Linked DNA regions of Homo sapiens: all the other regions are linked to region 2. The links are chromatin loops, found by intact Hi-C in ENCODE. Cell type or tissue: mammary epithelial cell. All regions are shown on one strand. Each heading gives the region's core, and the rest is flanking DNA. Links, peaks and the distances in the headings are about the cores only.

What was found. Peaks named below come from ENCODE experiments on the same cell type or tissue, not always from the same donor. Only the 100,000 strongest peaks of a DNase experiment are listed, where the experiment ranks them.
Region 1: a loop joins it to region 2, with 6 times the contacts of the local background. A loop is called at or near these places in 3 of 110 quality-filtered maps.
Region 3: a loop joins it to region 2, with 3 times the contacts of the local background. A loop is called at or near these places in 4 of 110 quality-filtered maps.

Annotation. Positions count from the first base shown.
Region 1 is chr3:123,721,062-123,726,563 of GRCh38, reverse strand. It overlaps MYLK (myosin light chain kinase), which reads left to right. Exons shown (of 34, transcript NM_053025.4): 12 at 486-620; 13 at 4,284-4,436. Among named protein-coding and RNA genes, the nearest start is that of MYLK-AS2, 34 kb to the right of the region's middle. In mammary epithelial cell, for the core only: CTCF peaks have their summits at 690, 2,103 (motif pointing left) and 2,812 (motif pointing right); a DNase peak (open chromatin) is centred at 2,823.
Region 2 is chr3:123,797,355-123,802,856 of GRCh38, reverse strand. The region is part of intron 3 of MYLK (myosin light chain kinase); the gene reads left to right. Among named protein-coding and RNA genes, the nearest start is that of MYLK, 84 kb to the left of the region's middle. In mammary epithelial cell, for the core only: no CTCF peak of the experiment used is centred there; a DNase peak (open chromatin) is centred at 3,056; H3K4me3 peaks cover 562 bases; H3K27ac peaks cover 1,259 bases.
Region 3 is chr3:123,729,938-123,735,439 of GRCh38, reverse strand. MYLK (myosin light chain kinase) reads left to right here. Exons shown (of 34, transcript NM_053025.4): 9 at 24-42; 10 at 1,218-1,753; 11 at 2,338-2,544. Among named protein-coding and RNA genes, the nearest start is that of MYLK-AS2, 43 kb to the right of the region's middle. In mammary epithelial cell, for the core only: no CTCF peak of the experiment used is centred there; DNase peaks (open chromatin) are centred at 1,129, 1,899 and 2,789; H3K27ac peaks cover 2,957 bases.

The DNA.
Region 1 (5,502 bases), core at 265-5,264, 76 kb after region 2:
AATAATTTAAAATTGAAATGTCCTCACCTGTGAGCCTGTGGCTTATACAAGTAAAGAGATACTCACAAGATTGTGTAATCACTGATGGGACATATTAAAGAAGATAAGAGACACTAGAAAATAGAGTAGGACCAACAAGCAGGAAGGAGCTCTCCAGAGGCTCGAGGGCAGCAAAAGCCAAGGCAAAGCAGGAGGCACCTGAGTCACAGAGGAGAGAAGGCAGGCCCAGGTTCTAAGCACCCCAGGGCTAGGGTGTTTTGTGACTGTGAAAAAGCCCCTGCGGGTGACTCTGCTTCAGGCTCCATGTCCCTACATCACTGGTGCTGCCTGTTTCTTAAGCATGAAGAGAGAGAAGCCAAAGGCAGGCTGCCGAGGGTACCCAGGTGTCCAGGACAGTGAGGCGTGCCTGGGAGGCTGGGGTGACTGCAGGCATCACCAGAGTGGGCAAGCTGTGATCTGAGCTGACCTGTCCTTTTCCCTCACAGGGCTTGCCGTGATGGAGGTGGCCCCCTCCTTCTCCAGTGTCCTGAAGGACTGCGCTGTTATTGAGGGCCAGGATTTTGTGCTGCAGTGCTCCGTACGGGGGACCCCAGTGCCCCGGATCACTTGGCTGCTGAATGGTGAGTTCCCCCTGCCCCAGCTCTCTGCTCCCATCCCCTGGGCCCTTTGGCGCTGCCTGAATTCTCACTTATCCCTCTGAGCCATTTATGCCTTGGACATCCTGGTGGTATGAGAAGGAAGCACAGGGCACAAAGAGAGCACGGGCACTGGGATCCTGCTCCCGACTGGCTGAGCAAGTTACTACTCCTGTCTGAGCCTTGAGTTCTCCATCTACATGGCAGGAATCATGCTGCCTATGTGCAGGGTGGTGGTTGTGAAATTAAATTAGATTATTTCTATAAAGTGGTTAATGAGATGCCTGACACATAGGGGCATGAGCAGTTGGATTTCTTTTCTTATGGCCAAACTCATAGTAGGCCCTCAATTAATATTTATTGAGTCAATAAATGAACAAATAAATGAATAAACTAATGAACCACTCTCAAAGTCGCATGAGGGATCTTACCTTTTATTTAGTGGCAGGTGGTTCTGGGACTCACAGACCAGTTATTCTTTTTAAACTGATAGTCCTATAGAGACTCGCCAACTCTTTTTTTTGTCAAGTAAGGTCCTTTAAAAAATTATTTGCCGTATATTATCACCCTTTTCTTTTTAAAGGACCATTTAATTTCAACAGTGTGGGAGAACTCTGACTTTAGAAGACTGAGAACTGTCCATTAAACTGATAAGATGGAGCAGGGACTACTGTGGGGATCCCCAGGGAGGGTGAAAGAGCCCCTGCTGAGAGTCAGGAGACACAGGCACTTGTCCTTCTCCACCACTGAGTGGTCGGGTGACCTTGGACACTTCACCCCTCGGGGTACCAGCTTCTTTATCTATGAGAAGATAGGGTGGAAAAGAAGGTTTGGGATCTCAGCTCACTCTCATACCTAATAGAATACACTCCTTAAGACAGCAGTGGGCCAGGTGTGGTGGCTCATGCCTGTAATCCGCACTTTGGGAGGCTGAGGTGGGTGGATCACCTGAGGTCAGGAGTTCGAGACCAGCCTGGCCAACATGATGAGACCCCCATCTCTACTAAAAATACAAAACTTAGCCGAACATGGTGCCAGGTGCCTGTAATCCCAGCTACTCCGGAGGCTAGGCAGGAGAATCGCTTGAACCCAGAAGCCAGAGGTTGCAGTGAGCCGAGATTGCGCCATTGCACTCCAGCCTGGGTGACAAGAGCAAAACTCCAATAAATAAATAAATAAATAAATGAAAGAGCGAGCAAGCGAGCGAGCAGTGGTCCCCAACACTTATGCACCAAATAGTCCCCATTTGTGTCTGCGTCATTGATGTATTGCCTGTGAACCTTCCTTGTTGGTGTAGTTTGCTCAGGCTTTGCTAGAAGCTGTCTTTAGTGAGTAAGAGGAAGTGCCATCTAGTCTTCCTACATGTAGTGTTCTTGGGTAGGTAAGTGAGAATTGAGGTCTGCCTTCCCTCCCAGCCCTTAGCAAAGGACAGAAGTCCTATTGGATCCAGTGATTGACTTCAAGGAGGCAGCCTCCTTGTGGCTGGAATGCAATATGGGCGTTAAGGACTAATAACGGAGTCTAGACTAAGTATCAACAAACATTTTCTATAAAGGGCCAGGTAGTAGCTATTTTCAGCTTTTCAGGCCATACAGCCTCTTTAACAACTCTCAACTCTGCTGTTGTGGTATAAAAGCAGCCATAGGAGGCTGGGCGCAGTGGCCCACTCCTGTAATCCCAGCACTCTGGGAGGCCAAGGCAGGTGGATTGCCTGAGCTCAGGAGTTCAAGACCAGCCTGGCCAACACAGTGAACCTGTCTCTACAAAAAAAAAAAAAAAAAAAAAAAAAGCAAAACTTAGCCAGGCTTAGCAAAACTTAGCCACTGCACTCCAACCTGGGTAATAAGAGTGAGACCCTGTCTCAAAAAGTAAAAGAATAGACAATACATAAGCCATAGACAATAAGTGAAAGAACGAGTGTGGCTATGTTGCAGTAAAACTTTATGAATACTGAAATGTGAGTTTCACATAATTTTTACATATCATGAGATATATTAATTACCTTTATATTTTTCGGCCATTTAAAATATGTAAAAACTATTCTTAGCTTGCAGGCGCTACAAAAACAAGCTGCAATTAGCATTCTGCCCAGGAGCCATAGCTTGCTGTCTCCTAGTTTATACATCACTCAAGACGGTGTTTTCTCAGCGACTCTTAGCGTTTCCACACCCATTCCACTAGAGGGCGATCATGCTCAAGTTGGGTTTCCTTGGCTGCTAACTTTAGTTTAACCCAGCCTCCGAGCTGGGAGAGCCTAATGTCTCCCAATTCTGATGTGCCCTGAGCCAACAGCTCCTTTCTGGGGCCTCCATCCCATCCCATGTTTGTGGGGCCACAGTGAGTTACGTTCCAGTTAAAGGAGAGCTCTCAAAAGGCTTGTCAGCACATGTTTGGACAGAAGAGACACATTGGCGGCAGTCAGGGAATACACTGGTATTGTCAAGGAAGAGAGGTTTGGAGGGTACCATTGTGACAAAAAGTAAAAACAAAGAGCAGTGCTCACTTCTCTCAGTGGCAGGATCCAGGCCCCTGCCTTTCCCAGCCCTCGGCCCCACTTTTATGAAATGCAATAGGTTGAGAGGAATCTTCCCCTCTAGTCCTATGATGTGCTTGCTGGTCTCTTTGCCAAACTGTCATGGAGACATGAAGTGTTGCTATGTGCAGAAGAAAACACTGCATTGCAGGGAGACGACTTCTTTCTGTACTGTCTCCCTTCCCCACTGGCCGACCCCAATTTTATGAAGTGCAAACCAGGACCCTGGGGCCTGGCAAGGGAAGAAACTGACAGTTGCTTCCTATATGGCAGCTGGACACATTCCTGCTCCGAGGACAGACTCTTCAGTAATGAGATTTTTTTTTTCCTGGAAATGAAAAGTCACATCCCAGAATGATAAACTCCCAGGAACATAGAGCATTAAGGAAACCACTGAAGCTCATTGCATGCACTCCTGTCTCCATGCAGGACTTTATGTTACCTGGAACATGTCACATGTAAGGGACTCTGGAAAAAAGGAGCCGAGTCATTTTTAGTTCCCTATATTTATCTTTTCTGTGAACCCTAAAATACACCTAATTGCATAGAAGAAACGCACCTAACTGCAACAGTGGGTGGGGGATGCAGAATTGCTTTTTGATAAATATCTACAGTGGAAAATTGAATCGTTGTTTCTGGAGACATCTAAGTGGAGCTGGGCACCCCATGTTCAGCCTGGGAAAGCTCCGTTTTGCCTGAGGCTGGGCTATGGGCCAGATGACCGTGTAAAAGTCTCTCCAGGCTCAGAATTCTGTGAAGTTGAGGATGTGGATTTGGAGACTGTTTAACACAGAATGCCCAAAACTCTGTCCCTTTCCCTCCTGCATTTTTAATTCCTCCAGATTCTCCCTCCCCCATCCCTCTAGGCCCCGTCTTCCTCCTCCACCACACAATTACTCCCTTTCCTTCATCTCCTTAGCCCCTGGCTCTTTCTCCAGCCCATAAGCCTCTGTCCAGCTGGCTGGAGATGTGCATGGTACATCATTAGCCCTCAGTGGATCTGAGCAAGCATGACAAGTCTCAGCGTCATGACAGCAGCAGCCCTGCTGAGGACAGGGCTCCCGTCCCTACTGCCAGTGCTGCCTGGCCTGAGCCTTCCTGTGCTTCCTCCACAGGGCAGCCCATCCAGTACGCTCGCTCCACCTGCGAGGCCGGCGTGGCTGAGCTCCACATCCAGGATGCCCTGCCGGAGGACCATGGCACCTACACCTGCCTAGCTGAGAATGCCTTGGGGCAGGTGTCCTGCAGCGCCTGGGTCACCGTCCATGGTAGGAGCCTCTGGGCACCTGGGTAGAAGCACCTTTCCTGCAGGCACTTCTGCTTTGGAGGAAGGGCACATTTGTAGAAAATGGTATCATGAGCTCAAATCCAGGGAGCAGAGGTGCACATGGCACTACTCCACACCACTGGCAGCGGCAGGTGCCGTGACAGAGGAGTGGCTGCTGCAACCTCTTAGGGACAGAGGAGAGGGTCCTTAAAAAGTGCTGCACCTGCAGGTAGGAAGTGAGGGAGATGACCTCCAGGAGTTCACAGCGACAAGGGTGTCATCAGAGGTGGCCTTTTCCTCACCCCCTCACTCCACTGGGGCCATGGAAAGGTATGGGGGAAAGAGATAGGGCTCCCTTAGCTCCAGAAGCTCCAGGTCTGGTCAGAAGAAAACCTCGCACACTACAAAAGGACTTGGGAGAGCACTCACGTATTCCCTGAACAGTCAGTGGCCTCCCAGTGACCCCTTACATGCTGGGGGACCCTGGGTCACAGCGTGCACACTGAGGCTTCCAGAGGGTCACAGGTTGTCCCCTTTCTGCCCCCCTTCTACTCACGGGCCCAGGCTTGTTTTTACACATCAGCAGCCTGGTCTCCAGTAATCTGATTATCATGGTCATCCATTCATCAGCCAAGCACTTAGTCCCCGGGAACTGCAGGGAGCCTCAGACTCAAGACAGATCTGTCTGGGCTGTGGTATCAGCAGGCCTGGTGACAGTTCCCGTGGAAGTGCTTCTTGGGTCCAGGGCTTTCAGGTAAGCCTGATCCCACCATCACCCTGAGCCTATGCCCCCGGCTCCTGTGCATGACTGGGTCCTCTGGTGCTAGCACTGAGTGCAGCGTGACTGGTCTCCCATCAGACAAGCAGGAGGATACATCTCTCCATTCCCCGGGGCTCAGGCCTGTCAGGAACATCTCCGTGTTGTATGAGTAGCCACTGTCTGGGAGGCTGCAGGAGGAAGTTTCGCAGAAAAGGAAAGGGGAAGAAACATTTGTGGCTTACTGTGTTAAATACTTTCACCTCACCCGTATTCTCTCACTGAGACCTCAGTAGCCTAGGGGACAAGG
Region 2 (5,502 bases), core at 199-5,198:
TGAGTGAACTTTAGGATTATAGCTGGAGTGTGCATTCCGCTAATTTAGTTATAAGCAGGGCTCTGGTTCTGGCTTTAATTACTTTTGCATATGACTTGTATCGCAGAAAACTTCTCTCAGCCTGTTCCCATCAAATCCCAAATAAAGCAAGAATTCCAGCAGGAAGAAAACAACTCCAGGAGACCAGGCCTTGCTCCTTCACACTGTGCGTGAGGTTAGGTGTGTGGATTTGATTAGATCTGTGTGCCTGTGTCTGTGTGTGTGTTGTTGTTGTCGTTGTCCCCTTTTAAGAAAATTTAAAAATAACTTTCTGCCAAAGATGTGGGCACCAGGGTTGTGTTGCTGAGCAGAAATGCTCCTCCCACCCGTGGTCTGCTGCTCTGCTGATGTGGCCCAGCTGATGTGGGCAGCTTGTCTGCCTGCAGAAGCTCAGCCCCTCCTTTAATGTGTCTTCCAAGAGGAAAGGCCCAGGAAGCCATGGGGAGGGAGAGGCTGCCTGGTGGCTCAGGGAAGAACTCAGCTGTTGGGACAAGAGTGGGCTGGCTTTGCCTGCTTTCATGTGGGAACCCAGGGACCTGGATCCAAGTCACTCAAGGATGCCAGCAGGAAACCCTGAGATTGTACCCCGGGCAGGCTGTGATTGTGCCCATTTCACAGCTGGGAAGACTGAGAAACAAAGAGTAGAAAGGATGCAAATCAGAACTATCATGAGGTACCATCTGACATCAGTCAGAATGGCTTTTGTTTAAAAGTCCAAAATAACAAATGTTGGCAAGGCTGTGGAGAAAAAAAGAAAGACACTTATACATTATTACATGGTGAGAGTGTAAATTAGTCCAGCCACTGGGGCAGTTTGGAGATTCCTCAAAGAACTAGGAGTTGAACTACCGTTAGACCCAGCAATCTCATTACTGGGTATATAGTCAAAGAAAGATAAATCATTCTATCATAAGGACACATACATCTGTATGTTCTTCACAGTGCTATTCCCAATAGCAAAGACATGGAATCAAACTAGGTGCCTATCAATGGTGGAGCAGATAAAGAAAATGTGGCACATATACACCATAGACTATTATGCAGCCATAAAAAAGAATGAAATCATGTCCTTTGCAGCAACATGGGTATAGCTGGAGGCCATTATCCTAAGCAAACTAACACAGAAACAGAAAAACAAATACCACATGTTCTCACTTGTAAGTGGAAGCTAAACATGAGGTATACATGAACATAAAAACAGAACAATAGACACTCTAGGGATTGCTAGAGGAGGGAAAAGGGAGGGGAGCAAGGGCTGAAAAACTATCTGTTGGGTACTATGCTCCCTACCTGGGTGATGGGTTTAATCATACCCCAAGCCTCAGTATCATGTAATCTACCTTTGTAATAAACCTGCACATGTACTCCCTTACTCTAGAATAAAAGTTTTTTTTAAAGGGAAAATAAAGTAAAAGTTAAAAAATAAAGAAGACCACTTTTCCCTTTCTCCTTGTGTATTTTAAGAAGGACAGAAATGAGAGTAGATGGTAACAGAGAGAGTAGGGAGATAGGCTAATGTGGTGGTTCTCAAAATGTGCCCTGGATGTCCCTGAGACTCTTCCAGGGTCCCTTGAGGTCCAAGTTATTTTTGTAAGAAAACATCATTTACTTTATTTCACTCTCATTCTCTTTCAAGCGTACAGTGGAGTTTTCTAGTAGCTGTGATGTCACAATAGATTGGATGCAAAAGCAGATATGAAAATTTAGCTGTTTTCTACTAGCCAGACATTAATTTGCAAAAAGGAGCAACTCTTCTCATTAAATTCTTTTTTGTCTTAGAAAATATATTTTTCTCTTAAAATGTTATTTATGTTAGCCTATAATGGGCTTATTGATGTTTTAAAATGAATTAATATTTCCCAGTTTTAATTTCCAATACTGTAAATATTGACAGCAGTAACTCACAAACAAAAGCTCTCTGGGGGCCCTCAATAATTTTTAGAAGCATAATGGGGCCCACCCTGAGACAAAAATGTTTGAGAACTACTGGGAAAGCAGGTAGGGGGTCTCCTAGGTGTTAAAAGAATACCAGCTCTTCAAGAATCAGATATGAATCAAGGGAAAACTTAAATTCATGTCATTGCCGATTCGGATGTCCACAGTCTGCCCCAAGGTGTGAGTTGCATAGGATGTTCCTTTGGAACTATGAAAATACCTTCTCTTGCTGGAGGAAAAGGTCTGGACAGGGCATCACCTTGCTGCCTCATTTTAGAGGAGTGCTCCAAGGATCATTCCTGAAGCTCTCCAGGGCTCTGGACCAACGAGGCAAAGTCGTGCTCAACATGAACACAGTCTGTGGAGTCTGGGCCTCATCAGTGCAGTTCCTTATGAGAAACACAGCACAGGAGTTCTCCATCCATCTGCTTGCTGGGCTTGCATCCTGCTCTAGGGATCATAAACAGGGCTTCTTCAGCTTAGGGAAGAAAGAGCTGGGTCTCAGGAGGAAATATCTTATGATCCCTGGGTGGTAATCCCAGGCCAGATGTGCCAAGGGGTTGGAGTGGTGTTCCAGGCCAGATGTGGAATTGGGAGAGTGCCCAGCCCCTCCGAGGACTCAGCTCTCTGCTTGACAGGGTCCTCCCTTTGCTCCACACTCAGATTAGAATCTGCAGCTCTGAACAAGTAAAAATAAAAACCTGTGAGCTTCCACCCCTGGCTCCCCCAGGACTCCATTGAGAGCCTCTGCAGTGGCAGCCAGAGGTTTCAAAGGTCACCCCAGCTGGGCGGATTAGAACAACAGATCTCCCGGACCGGGTGAAGTTGGCTGCTCAGCGGAAGGCAAATTGCACCATCTGCGAGCAGAGTCAGAACAAAAGCCCCTTAACTTTTTCGGTCTGGCCCTGGGCTCTGTGGCGCCCGGCACTCCTTCGGTCTCCATTCTTGGCTGGACCTTGGACAGGAACCTCTGCAGTACGGTGGTGGTGAAGTGTGGCTGCCTCGCATCCTGACTCATGTGAGAGCTGCCGAGGAAGAAGCTGCGGTAAGGTGTGTCCCGTTCACTGGTGTGTGGTCCTGCCCAGCTTTGCTCCGGTAGGTCATAGCAAGTCAGCCTGGCACAGCCGAGGAGCAGCGCACTCCGGAATTAGGAGTGATTAGAGAACTTGTCAGGATTTGAGTGCATTGCAGAGAGGATTAAGGTGGGAGAGGGAGCTGTCAGTGCCTGGGGCATTTGCACGTGGGTGGTTTTGCTGCCTCTGATGTGTGCTGTTGTTGGAGGTAGGGTTCACGGTAGACTGCGGAGCCTGCTTGGGAGCCCCTCCCTCTAGGGAAGGTATGATATTTCCAAGATGCCCGGCAAACTGACCAGGTGCTTCAAGACAATGATCATTTAAAATGTATACACTTTGGGTAGGGAAGGGGATAACTGGTTTCTCTAAACTTGTTCTGTGGTATTACTTGAGCCCTGATTTTTTAAACTTTTTTTCTGAGTCATTTGCCTTATAGTTACAATCTCTTTTCGCTGTAGTTGAAAGTGTTCCTTTCTGGGTTCAAGAGACAATTTAAAGTGCTTTTGATCAAATTAAAGTCCAGTTAACTCAATGCTGCTTCAAATAGTTAATAAATTATGTTACTTGTGAAAGCCTCATTTAGAGGTGGGCGTTGGCCCAAGCATCAGGGGGTGAGGGGTGAGGGGTAAGGGGGGTAAGGGGGAGTTTCCAGCTCTTGAACCACTGCTCTTTTTGACCCTCTCCCCTGTTTTTTCTTCTTACTTCTCTGTGTTTCCCCTTTGATCTGTGTTTAGCTTGTATTGAATAAGACCCCCTAGCTGGGTGTGTTTGATTCTAGCCACTGAGCATTGCTCTGCATTAGAGAAATTATTGTAGAAATCACCCAACCTCTCTGGTTTTCTTGATTGGAATATAGTCCACAGGCTTGACAAGGGATTAGAGAGGAACGAGGTTTGGTCTAATTTACTTTATTATTAATTTTTTTTCTGATAGAGCATTCCACATATGTCAGTAACCATTAATTGTGTGGCAGAGATCTGTTTATGCTGATGATGGCAGTGGGTGGGGCGATGGGCTGAGGGTGAGCAGAGCTGTTTGGTGTGGCTGGGCTCTGGTCCTGTCCGCATGGTAGTTGAGTAACTCTCCCCCACAAAAGCACTTTGCAAGGGACTAGATGTTCCCTTGCTGTATTGATTTGCGTGTTCCTTTTCTAACCTGAAGCCAGACCTCTCCTAGGGATGGATGACTCCTGTCTAATGTGCTGTTGAGATCAAGCAGGTGCCTTTTGATGAGAACATCTGGGGCCTTCAGGAGATTTCCATGGGCCTCTGATTTTAGATCAAGAGGACTTGCACAGAGGGTCCTGAGCCACTCCTACCTTCCAGGAGGATCTCACCACTCCTAGCTTCCAGCTCCCCTGAAAGCAAAGGTAGAGAAGAGTCTTGTGTCTTCAAAGCCAGGCCTGACAGCAGAAGGGGGAGGCACATGCTCTGCCCCTCTTCCTCTGTACAACTCCCAACCCTCTGCCTATTGCATCTCTCATTACTGGGGATGGCAAGAAATACCTCATTTGAGATGTGGGGGCCTCCGAGAAGCCAGCAGATTTTGACTTTGTAATCAGACCTTGATTTGGTTTTCACTTTTTAGCTGTGTGACCTTAGACAAGAGTAGTTGGCTTTCTAAGCCTCTATGTCTTCATTTGTGAAGGGGTGATCATTAGAACTGCTCTTTCTGATTGAGATGGGTGCCCAGCATGATGTCAGCACGTACACCTTGCTTATTAAATGGTGCTGCTAGTACAGACACAAAGGTGCTGCGGGAAGCTGCCCATGGGCCTCAGGCCCTCCTCCCCACCTTCCCAGGGAATTCTGCCATCTGCTTCCTGCTACTGTTTTCCAGTCATCTCACTCATAGACCCTTGCCTGAAGATATCTGGGGCTTCTTGCTGTCTTTGGTGAAAGGGTCTATATCTATATTCAGGGTGGAGAGACGGGCATCCCTTTGGGAACTGGATGATAATGATGTTGACAGCCACTGCTATTGAATGCCTTTTATGCTATATTATGGGTGTTACATACACTCTCGTTCAAACCTTCCCTTCAACTTTATGAGGCTGATATGATCATTCCATTTGACAGAGAAAGAGACTGAAGCCAAGAGGGTTGGAGCACCTTGCCCAGCTCACAGCTGGAAAGTGGCCGTGTCCCCGGGTTTGTGGCAGGGTCACAAAAGTCTGATCCTCATGATACCTGTCCCCACCTTCATCCCAAGTCTCTACCCGGTCCTGGCTGCACAGTGTATCATCACTTCACCTCTGTGGCAGAGGAGGAGGGCACAGGGAGCAGTGTTCTTACTGGGGTGTGGTCCTGGGTAGCTATGTGGGATATCAGATGATGCCCATTCCTTCCGCAGCCCTGTGTTTCTACGGTCGCCACACAAACAACAACACACATGCCCCACTCATGTAACTGCTGCTGTATACCAAGTCTCTAGCTTGGCCCATGGTAGATATTTA
Region 3 (5,502 bases), core at 117-5,116, 67 kb after region 2:
TCCACCCTTCCCCCTTTTTCCAGGTTTGGACAGTGCCAATAGGTATGTCTAGGCTTTGTGACTTTTACGTTTTCCCTCTTGAAATGCCCTGCAAGGATGTTACCGAGAAATGCCCTGAATTTCTGAATCATCTTATGGGGCAGAAGAATTGGCCATTTGGAGGATGTTGTTTTATTTTGGGTGTTTTGTCTTGTTCTCCTATTGTAATATGACACACGGGTTCTATCTCAGGTTGCTGTCAGTATTGAGACTGGAAAACTCAGTGTTGCCACCTTTCACAGTATCTACACAGTCTCTTCTCTGGTTAGCATCCTGAGGAAGAACACTGCTCTGAGAAGGCCGCCTTCCTCATTCCAGGGCGGAATCTGTTCACTCATCCAGCCCAGACCCAGCAGGAGCCTCTTTCCTGTGTGTGAGGCTCGGCGCTAGATGCTGGATGTGCAGGGGTGGGCGTAGAGGAGGGCTTAAACCACACGAACGCACATTACCAACTGGGATGCGTCTGTGAGGAAGGACAACAGGAAGGCACTGATTAGAATAGAGGGGCAGGGAAGCCATTTCGGGAACTTGGTATTTGAGCTCAGACCTGTGCAAAGGAATGTTAGCTGGTGAAGAAAAGCTCAGGGAGTGTGCTCCAAACAGCAGGGATAGCATGTACAAGCTGTGAACCAAGAGATGGGCCCATGGGGACCCAGAAGGACGCCAGTGTGGCCGCAGCCTGGTGAATGGCAGGCCAATGTCTGTACGATCAGGAGCTGGCATTCCTGTGGGCCCTCTTGTGGGGCTCAGTTTCATTCTTAAAGTAGTGGAAAAGCTGTTGGAAAATCCTTGGGCTTGAAATGACATAATTTGATTAATGTTTTTAAAAGATCGACTATGGTCGCTGTATAGAAAATAGATTAGAGAGGGCAGAGTGGACACGGGACACCGGTGGCAGAGGTTGAACTACGGAGGCACTAGTAGAGAAGGGAACTGTAGGGAAAGCAGGGCTCTGGGCAGGGTTGTGGGACAGGCAAGTGTCGGGAATGGCTGCTTGTGCTGTGGCTTGGGAAACTGGGCAAACTGCAGAGAAAGATGCTCTTACTTGCCCTTAACTTGTGGGCTTTTGTGATCCCTGGAATCCGTGCTTGTGATGAGTAATATTTGTGAGTAACCAGATGATCATTCTATTCTCCCCTCTCCTCACCCACCCTACCCCCACCCTCACCACCACACAGGTCATTTGTGAGAGAAACAAAAGCCACCAATTCAGATGTCAGGAAAGAGGTGACCAATGTAATCTCAAAGGAGTCGAAGCTGGACAGTCTGGAGGCTGCAGCCAAAAGCAAGAACTGCTCCAGCCCCCAGAGAGGTGGCTCCCCACCCTGGGCTGCAAACAGCCAGCCTCAGCCCCCAAGGGAGTCCAAGCTGGAGTCATGCAAGGACTCGCCCAGAACGGCCCCGCAGACCCCGGTCCTTCAGAAGACTTCCAGCTCCATCACCCTGCAGGCCGCAAGAGTTCAGCCGGAACCAAGAGCACCAGGCCTGGGGGTCCTATCACCTTCTGGAGAAGAGAGGAAGAGGCCAGCTCCTCCCCGTCCAGCCACCTTCCCCACCAGGCAGCCTGGCCTGGGGAGCCAAGATGTTGTGAGCAAGGCTGCTAACAGGAGAATCCCCATGGAGGGCCAGAGGGATTCAGCATTCCCCAAATTTGAGAGCAAGCCCCAAAGCCAGGAGGTCAAGGAAAATCAAACTGTCAAGTTCAGATGTGAAGGTGAGTAGAGGTAATTAGGGTCACCGATTGCCAAAATGTAGCCCCTTGGTGGCCACTCCCTTCCTTCAGCACCCAGCTAGTCTGCATCACCTATATCCACTCATCTTCTTGGACTAGCTCCCCTAGAAAACCACCTTACAAGGGCCTTCCCCTTAGGAGTGACTCATTGTAGAAATGCCCTTTATTCTGGAGAGACCCCTAACAGTAGCCTGTTGTTTGCTCTTGGATAGAGTACTGGCCCTGGCCCTAGTTCTTACCACCCTAGAAGAAACACCCTCATTATCGCCAACATCGAAAAGCAAACCTCATGGTCTCCTCCGCCCTTTCTTCCCCTTGCCTGGCTTTGGCCAACCTGGAGACCTTGCCCATCACGCTGTATTCATCCTCCTCAAGGCCCCTGACTCTCTCAAGAGGTTTCGTCTTGTGGAGTGTGGTTGAGGGTGAGGAAGCAGACTCAGAGGTGGGAGGGCAGCTCCACACCAAACTGAGCCCTTTCCTCCAGCTCACACCTTCCCCACCTACCTCACAATCACAGGGTGCTCTCCAGGGCATAGGGAGCTCACGTTCTTTACCTGGCCCTGTAGTTTCCGGGATTCCAAAGCCTGAAGTGGCCTGGTTCCTGGAAGGCACCCCCGTGAGGAGACAGGAAGGCAGCATTGAGGTTTATGAAGATGCTGGCTCCCATTACCTCTGCCTGCTGAAAGCCCGGACCAGGGACAGTGGGACATACAGCTGCACTGCTTCCAACGCCCAAGGCCAGCTGTCCTGTAGCTGGACCCTCCAAGTGGAAAGTGAGTACACTTCTCCAGGTCACCCCGCATTCTCTGTGGGACAACCATTCATGGGGTGCTTCACCTTCTGCAGATGGTTCATCTCCTATAGCCCCCTGCCTTGGTGCACAGCCCGACAGAAATGTCACCCCCAATCACATGCCAAGGCCAAGTGTGTTGCTCTAGGCCAGTGATTCATAATCAGGAGTTCACATCAGAATCACCTCAAAATAAACATGCATGGCCCCACACCCAGCCCAACTGACAGCTACCTTTCCTAGGTCCCTCAGCTGTTTGAATAGTGCCGTGACTCACGTTTGTAACCACAGAGAACTGAGTGTTCATTAAATATACAGGTTTAGAGTAATGTGAGATGATGTGGGATCCCACATCTTTTATGTTTATTGTACTGTCTGTTTATAAAAGTAATGCATGTTCATTGTGGGGAATTTAAACAATATATAACCTTATGACTCAGAAATAAATTATATTTTAATGTTTTTTATACAAACTTACCATTGTGGTATTTGTATACTGCTTTCTATCCTAATTTGCTCATGTGATATTAACATCTTTTTATACAATTCTTGGAAAGCATGACTTTTAGTAGCCATATAATATTGCATGAAATGGCTGTATCTAATTTAGGTATGCTGTTATTTGTTGAATAATTAAATTGTTTCCATTTTTCACTATTATAACATACCTATGATAAATATTCTTGTACCTGTCTATCTCTATAAAATTTCCCCCTTACTCTAAATGCATATGTAAGCCCCAGGCCCATGCCATACCCTTGAGAAATGCATTAACAAATACCACAAGAGTAGAATCTGCAAATTGCAGGCTGCTGGAAACTGTGGAACAAATAACTTTCACCCATTTTTTTTCCACATACAAATTGCAAGCAAAAAAAAAAAAAAAAAGACAACCTATAGAAAACTTATATTAGAAGGTATATAGTAACATCAACAATTACAATAATTTTTGATAATCTTCTGCCAATCCTGACTGAGATAATCTTTAAAAAGTTTTTATGGGAACATCAAGAGAATTTGGACACTGATAAGATTTAATATAAAGGAATTCGTGGTGTTTTAAGATGTGATGGTGGTCTTGTTACTTTTTTTTTTATAAGTTCATCTGTTTGAGAGATATATCCTGAGTTATTTACTGGTGAAATGATATGGCTTTTTATATTTGACTTAGAAATAATTCATGTTTGGGGAGCACTGGCAGGGATATCAATGAAATAATATTGATATAAATGAAAGTTGAGAGATGGGTACATAGGAATTCACTACACTGCTTTGTCTACTTTTGTGTGTGTTTGAAAATTTTCAAAATGCACATTTCCAAAAGAAAAAAAGAGTTAGTGATGTATCCATATAGTAGAATGCCAGACAACATCCTGTAGACTGATGCTAAAACATGTTCAAGATGCACTAGGAAGGGAGAGGAGCAAAGTACAGGCTCATGTGTAAATGGAAGAAAAGATCTGTGTACACACATGCAAAAGATGCCTGTGTGTGCACAAATCATTTCTGGAAGAGCACAAAAGTCCCTCTAGGAAGGGGAAACTAGGGGTTCACAGGAAGGAATGGGGCATCTTACTTTTCACTGTATACTGTTGATTCACTGGGATTTTAACTGTTGTTTAACTGGGATTTTTACTATCCTCGTGAATTCCTTTACAAGAAATATTATCCATGCCATTTGCAGGTGGGAGTGCTGGTAGGCAGAGTTCACAGGTCTAGGAGATCAAGCCTCATCATCCAGGCCAGGTCTCTATCCCTGCGCAGGGGACAGAAATATGGTGTCAGGTCCACCACAGATTAATGGCGTATCCAGAGGGCCTAGATTCTCCTGTGGCTTCTTCTGCTGTGAATTCATCTAAGTCTCACAGAAGACTATTTTTAGCCTGTTCGCGTCATGGGGTAATACATCTCAGGTTGATTCCCTATCTTGTTGTGTTTTGTGTGACAGCTTTATTGAGATATAATTCACATAACATAAAAAGCACCCTTTTAAAGTACACAATTCAGTGGTTTTTAATATATTCACAGAGTTGTGTGGCCATCACCATCATCTGATTTCAGAACATTTTCACTACCCCTCCCAAAAAAATCCTACCCATTAGCTGTCACTCCCTGTTCTCCCATCCCCACAACCCCTGATAGCCACTAATATACTTTTTGTCTCTATGGGTTTTCCTCTTCTGAACATTTGATGTTAAATGGAATCATTCAATATGTGGCCTTTTGTGTCTGGCTTCTTTCTCTTAGCTTAATGTTTTCAGGGTTCATCTGTGTTGTAGCAGGTGTTAGTACTTCATTCATCCATGTGGCTGAATCATATTGCATTGTATGGGTATAGCATACAGTGTTTTGTTTATCCACGCATCACTTAAGGTCCATGTGGTTGTTTCTACTTTTTAGCTATGGTGAAAAGTGTTGCTATGCACATTTATGTATGAGTTGTTTTCAATACCTGTTTTCAATTTTGATGTTTAGACCACATATATTGTTGGGTCATAAGGTAATTCTGGATTTAACCCTCTGAGGAACTAACAAACTGTTTTTCACCATTTTACATTCTTCTAGCAATGTACAAGTGTTGCAGTTTTTCCACATTCTCACCAATACTTGTTATTTTCTTGCTTGCTTGCTTGGTTTCTTGCTTTTTTTAAAAAATGAGGTCTTGCTTTGCCAATGGGGCTAGAGTGCAGTGGCATGATAATAGCTCACTGTAACCTTGAACTCCTGGGCTCAAGCAATCCTCCTGCCTCGCCTCCTGAGTAGGTGGGACTAAAGGTGCTTGCCACCACACTCGGCTAATTTTTTTTATTATTTGTAGAGATGGAGGTCTCACTATGTTGCCCAGGCTGGTCTCAAACCCCTAGACTTGAGTGATCCTCCCACTTCAACCTCCCAAAGCACTGGGATTATAAGCATGAGCCACTGCACTCAGCCTGTTTTC